Regions from separate parts of the Mus musculus genome. Here region 2 is linked to region 1. A link is a contact called in ENCODE Hi-C or POLR2A ChIA-PET data. All regions are on one chromosome and are shown on one strand. The core of a region is the stretch at or near the end of the contact, and the rest is flanking DNA. Distances in the headings are between cores, read along the strand shown. Region 1 has its middle 140 kb from the start of 4933430N04Rik. Region 2 has its middle 4.1 kb from the start of Gm31135.

Region 1 (3,052 bases), core at 4-2,503:
AGAATTCACCCGTGAGCATGGCTTGTGATAAAGTGTTCAATGTACCAAATTCCTTCTGATTACTAATAAAGACACAGCCTTGTTGGGCTGGTGGAGCCACGGGCTGAGGGTTTTTGAGACAATTAATTCTCATCCGGGTTCTGCAGCTGAGTTTCACTACAGGTTTGTTTCTCTAAGTGTGGATCTACCCCAGTTTCTGAGCATTTGTTTGATCATATCAGAGTGCAGTAAACAAGTCTCTGGCGGCAGGTGAGCTATTCCATGGACTATCAAGTTTGACTCAAAAACCGCGGGGAAGTTTTGCTGGGCTTTGAAGATGCTCTGGGGTCATCCCTGGTTTCTCCTGTTTTGTTTGACTGTAGCAGTTTCTGCCCAGGGAGGAGCACTGATGGAATCTATTGTTTAGGGAGTTTGAATGGTTTAGTCTTCAGTATATATTAACTAACCAAGGAGGTGCTGGACACATGACGGTGGATTTATGAAACTGTCCACCTGGGAGCTCATTAAAGCATAAATTCAGGACAGCCAGAGTTTATCTAAAATAACCCCCCTGCTATGTTTTAGGAGGTTGTGGGGAGGTTTATAAATAGCTGACTAGAATCCTTTGATCAGTTTATTATATATAATAAATCCCTAAAATTTTAGAGGGGTGGTGAGAATTTGGGGTTGCTGTTGTACATGTTTTGAGGAGTTTGCCAAGGAGGAGCTAAAAAGTCTAATTAATTAATTAATTTTATTTATTTACTTATTATTCATTTATTATAAACTCAGTAAGCTTATATTTAAGGGAATTCACATGTGACTTCTTCATTGCCCATGAGGGTTATTTATTAAATTAACTCGTTTTTCATTCTATCCTTTGCAGCTGATGAAAGAGAAGGGAAGTATCTGCCATCGCCAGCAGAGGGCAGTAGATCCCAGGGAAATTTCTGCTTACTTAAAAGCTAAAGCTTGCTTTAGTAGGCACAAAAAAAAAAAAAAAAAAAAAAAAGTCCTACCGTGAAAGCTTTTGCCAACATTCTGGCGTCAAAACGCAGGAAGACCTCAGCACTTCCTGGAAAATCCACTCTGTTGTGAACCTTCCCACCCAGGACTCCATATTGTCTAAAGCAGCCAGAAATAGAAATTGACTTCCCCTCCTAGCTCTTGGTTTAATTTAGCATCAACCCACCAAGCAGCAGAAAGGGCTGGGGCTGTATTCTGAAAAAGCACAGGGCGCTTTTGCTCAGTGTTAACAGGCATCATCAGGGCCTGATGTCAGCCAGGCCTGCAGTCAGCAGCCAACAGGAGTATAGCACCTTGGGCTTTGTGTCCGCATCCCCGCGGGAAGCTGACCCTGTTCCCTCCCACAGCAGCATTCTTTCCCTATGGCCTTCTCTGTCCGGGTTTTCGCTGTACATCTGACATCGTGGAAACCTTCTGCCTGATCACCCAGGGCTGAAGGAAACATAAATGCAAGCAAGGCTTCAGGTTCACCCTTGGACCTCAGGTTCTCCTATGAACTTTAACGGAGATGCTGGGTTAGGAAAACATTCTTTCTTAGGGCACAGCCCTTGATTCCCCTGTCTCTTGCAATGGGCAAGGGACGTTTATGAGGGCCTGCCTTGTCTTCCATACTCAGCTCTCCCATGACCTTCCCCTTCACAAATCACAACTGCAAGTCACTGTCCCCACCCCCACCCCTGACTTTTCGTGCCTCTGCTTCTGTCCTTGTTTATGAGTCTCACTTCTTACTGCTCCGGATTTTTCCTTGGTTCGGACTCTTCCAAGGAGAGCGAATCTAAGGGTAAAGGGCAAGGACTAACGTGAGCACCTTGAGCACCGGGAGGGTGTCGTGAAACAAAGGCAGCTGTGCCTTATGTAACTGCAGTCAATCAAATTGACTTCGGTGAGTAGGACTGGGGTAATTTCAGTAATGAGTGGGCTTGCTTTTTAAAAATTCATTGTATTATGAAAAGGAGGGGGGAAAAAACGAGTTTCTGAGTAGCTACCTCTCCCGCTGAAGTCGACATGAACTCTAAGGATTTAAAAGTCTTGTCCTTCTTTTAAAAAAAAAAAAGGATGGCACTTTTGGCTTTAAATGTGTCTTTGGGGTTGTATGTTGGTTTGAACTGAGGGACAACACGAAGCCAGCATTTTCAAATATTCCCAATCAAAGCAGAATAAGAACTCATGTTCTTCAAAGAAATGTTGTGTTGTCATTCTGGTAATGCCTATTTACTTTTAAAGGGAAGAAATTAAAACTAAATAAGGGTCATGCAGTCTCTAAGAGCTACACAAACTCAAACTGTCCAACAAGCAGGATTTCTGGCCCCTACTCCAAAACACTTGGCATCTTTCAGCAAGGTCTCACCCCAGATGAAGACTTCCTGTTTCCCTGAACAAAGGACCTTGGGTGATGATCACCTGGTGGCTGTGTCGGCTTTTGAAAGTCACTGTCAACATTTTCTCTGCTGGTCAGAATCCAGAGGATGCCTGTGTGGGCTTGTTCTGTTTTTCGTGTCCCCAGGCTGTAATTATTTCCACTGATCTCAGGGAGCACACACTAGTTCTCAACCCTCACAGGGGTTTATGGGCCGGGGCCGTAGGAAGTGTCTGGCTGTGACTCAAAAACTTGACCTTCAGGCCAGACTCTGAGAGACGCGCAGCCAAGGAGGCCTGCGCAAGCCCTCATCTTCCATTTCCTAAATAAGCAAGCCTGAAGCTGGAGATGTCTCCCAAAGAGGCTGACTCTCGCCAGATGGTAGGATGGCTGGCCCATGCACCCTTGTCCTAAGCCCAAATTTGTTCATCTTCATTTTCATTGGTCAAGATTTTAACATCTGGGCACCGGATAGAAAAATACACCAGCATTCCTCTGCAGAAGTATGCAAAGAATGAAGCCAAGTCGTCTTGAACCTTCTCCAGGCTAAACAGTCGTGGCTCTCTGTGTCTATGGTGTCATAGCCTACCCCCTGGCTTTGCCAAGGCCATATAGCTCACTCACTAAGTTCTTCGTAACCCACAGCTCTGGGAATTGAGCAGTGTGTTCCATGTGGCCTGGCTAACATGG
Region 2 (3,190 bases), core at 487-2,986, 500 kb after region 1:
ACAAGCGGGTAGGGATTCTCTTACAAGCCAGAGGTCTAGGGAGGCTAGAGTCTCCTCTTTGCCACTGTCCTGGAACTTAGTAGATGAGACTAGTCTCCTGGATGCCCTCATAATTCTGCAGAAAAAAAAAAAAACTCATGATTTTTTATTTTCTTTTCCTGGAAAGTGTAATTTGAAGGATTGTCAGAGGACAAAATTGAACCGTGGTCACAAAGGCTGTGCAGGAAGACCCAGGAGCATCATGGGGCCAGGGCCTTTGGTGTTTGCAGTTTTGTTTCAGGGAGACAAATGCCCCTGCTTTGATCAAGTGTCAAGTGTATGTGGCAAATTCCTCTGTGAAGGACCCCCTGGTATACTGCCTGCACACGCAGGCAAGCTGCCTGCAGGGAGGTGGGGGTTGGAGGTAAGCAAGCATCATTTGTTTTAAATTGCACCACGGTAGAAATCCATGAACTCAGGGCTGCCACAAGCATTCTGGGCACAAAGGAAAGCTGTGCAGAGGCTGCGTCTCTTTTGATATAGATTTTGCCGCCATTGTTCCAGGTGTCTCCGGAGAGAGCTTATTTCCATATGTATAGAGAAACGGAGTGCTTTCTCTTGCCGGTTAAAGTGTCACCGAATGTATTTTTAGCTATACATAAAGCAGCGGCAGTGTGAGGCATCTTACCGCCAGGGTCGCAAGGTTTGAACATCCTTTGCCACTGGAGGAATGCTAATGAGATGATTCTTCATTCCACTTATTTTAATTGCCAAACAACGCTTAATTCCCCACCCCACACCCCCGACTTAAAAAACAAAATCAAACAAATCCCTTTTTGTGTATAGCCAAGTTTGCCCTTGCAGGAGATGGGTGTTGCAGAAAGACCCCAATCGTCCTGTGCAGAAGGTTCTAGGCCTGGCCCTCTCCCTGTGCAGTTAGTGCGAGGTGTCAGTGTCTGCTCCCCTTTCCAATAGCTCGGAGGATGCTGAGAGGAGACGCCCGTGGTTGTCAGAGAAACACGGCGATATATTATTAGATCTTTCATAATTAGGCTTTGCTGATGTGTGCAAGAGCTTAATCAAAAACGTTATCACCCAGCCTGCTGCTGGAGGTGGGGGTTGGTGATGGTGGTGGGGGAATCTGGAAAGTCAAAGGCTGTTCCTCCCCGTGCTGGTTCTGTAAGATAACAAAGGCAAGACAAAGGCAGATGGCTCCTGCCTGTGGTTCTGAGCAGGCTCATGCTTTGGTTAATCACGTGACGTACGTGACAGTGGGTTCAGAAAACCTGAAGCCCCTCCTCGCTCCCAATTTCTGAGTCACTCCACCGACCAGGTGCTGACTAAGGCTGTGGGCTGTGGGAACCTCATTGAATGTGTCTGCCAAGCGTTTCCAGGTAGAGCTTGGCTCCCCGGGGGAGCTCTAGAAGTCCCTCCCTGGGTCACAGCAGGCCTGCCTGACTGCGAATTTCAAAGAGTGTATCTCAGCCCTTAGATAAACCTGGCTGGTGTCCCCTGGCAGCAAAGCTGGGGGAAGACCTCGGGGACAGCCATCCTGCAGCGCCCAGGGCTGTTTGGACAAACTGTGCTATGTTTTTTCTGCCCGTATCTGGGCATGCAGGTGAATCCTGGTCCCGCTGGTATCTTGGCTGGCCACTCTCTCTCAGGCTCTGCGGGGAGCTGGGGGTGCATCCCTGCAAACGCTCCAGCAAAGCTGTGCAAACAAACCCGGCCGATTAGTTGGACAGGCTCACTGGCTCGGGAGTGTGAGCTGGCCTGGCAGCCCTATGCTCTCAACCCTTTCCAGGCTGGGCTTGTTCCCAGAGCGCTCATCAAGGAACACACTACCTTACCCTCTGGATGCTGGGTGCTTGTGCATCTATGGGCAGGACAGGATACTGATTCTTGCCTTGGACTCTTTACATACAACATATCACACATTCATTCACACACACACACACACACACACACACACACACACACACATGTGCGCGCCACTCACGTTCACTACAGACTATACAGCATTGGGTCAGAAGCCGTGATGGCACGAGGCACATAAATTTTGTGTCTGAGTTATTTAACCCACCTCAGAGTTGCACAAGACCTGTGTCCTTGTCTTACACGCTGCGTCAGATAGAGGCTGGCAATTTCTGTGTTTAAAGGTTCAGTTTAACACCTATAAATAACCTGACGTTCTGAGCTTTTTGGGAGAGGCTGCTCAAACTGACTTGACTTTTTTTTCCCTCTCTTCTGCCTTTGGTTTGAAGTAAGAGTCAACTTGGTATAAAGAAACCTCGGGTCCCCTTTGAGGTGAAATCAGAGTGAATCAGAAAGAGTGATTACGCCCTTCTTTAATCAGAGACTCTGGGGAGGATTTTCTTTTAGGAGAGAAGCGTCAAGCCATGCTCTTTGAAAATTACTTTCATATTTTCTTGAGCAGTTCAGAGCAGGGAGAGTTTTAAGAGTTGTCATTTGCTCTTGGATATCAGGCGGCAGCCTCAGCCTTTTGTCTGAGCCCTTCCTTCTGTGTATCCGAAAGGACTTAGCTGGCCCCGGCTTTGTTGTGCACCACACAAGCTATCAAGTGACTAATGCCCTTGGAATCTCATGGAGACATTTATTCTGCCCCTGTTGCTATGAGCCCTGTGTTCTTTTGTGGAACCTAACAATATAGGTAACATATCTAAAGTATGACCCTGACCAAAGGAACTTAGTTTTAAGTAGCAATTGTAAAATCATTGTGTACACGTCACGGGCCTGTCAGGTCCATTCTCATTTTAGTGTTTCAAGTATGTTTGCGCTAGTGACGTGGGCTGATTAACCTGAAGTGAAGTTAAAGCATCAATAGAAAAGCTCACCCACATTCACACTGCAAGTGTTTATTAAACCAGTCTCAGCTACTTGGGGGAAGCAGTACTCCTTCAGGGAATTAAAAAAAAAAAAAAAAGGATAATCAATCAGGAATTATTCAATGAGCTGACAAAAACAGCATTACAGGTCAAAAGTCCCCCTGTTATTTAAAATAGACGATCCATTTTCAAGTCAAGAGTTTTTCTCTGTATTGCCCTGGCTATCTTGGAACTAACTCACTCTGTAGACCAGGCTAGCCTGGAACTCAGAGATCCACCTGCCTCTCCTCCCAAGTGTTGGGATTAAAGTTTATGTTAATAAATAGCTTTTAAAATTAGCATTTCCTGTCTGCTTCCAAAAATTT

Evidence for each region. A loop is a pair of places that touch in the nucleus more often than their neighbours do. ChIA-PET counts read pairs that join two places held with the same protein, here RNA polymerase II (POLR2A).
Region 2: a map of heart shows a loop between it and region 1 (2.2-fold over the local background). The contact joins two enhancer-like sites. A Hi-C loop is called at or near these places in 1 of 37 maps with a recorded cell type or tissue (heart). POLR2A ChIA-PET finds 5 or more read pairs at or near these places in 1 of 5 experiments (embryonic stem cell).

What each region holds. Positions count from the first base shown.
Region 1 is chr8:8,990,817-8,993,868 of GRCm38, reverse strand. No RefSeq gene overlaps it. Among named protein-coding and RNA genes, the nearest start is that of 4933430N04Rik, 140 kb to the left of the region's middle. Within about 2 kb of position 1,253, at least 1 of the 3 ENCODE cell types and tissues checked has a DNase peak (open chromatin) inside an H3K27ac peak, as active enhancers do; it is heart, where a contact is called at or near this core.
Region 2 is chr8:8,487,242-8,490,431 of GRCm38, reverse strand. No RefSeq gene overlaps it. Among named protein-coding and RNA genes, the nearest start is that of Gm31135, 4.1 kb to the right of the region's middle. RefSeq lists an enhancer at 1-2,378. Within about 2 kb of position 1,736, at least 1 of the 3 ENCODE cell types and tissues checked has a DNase peak (open chromatin) inside an H3K27ac peak, as active enhancers do; it is heart, where a contact is called at or near this core.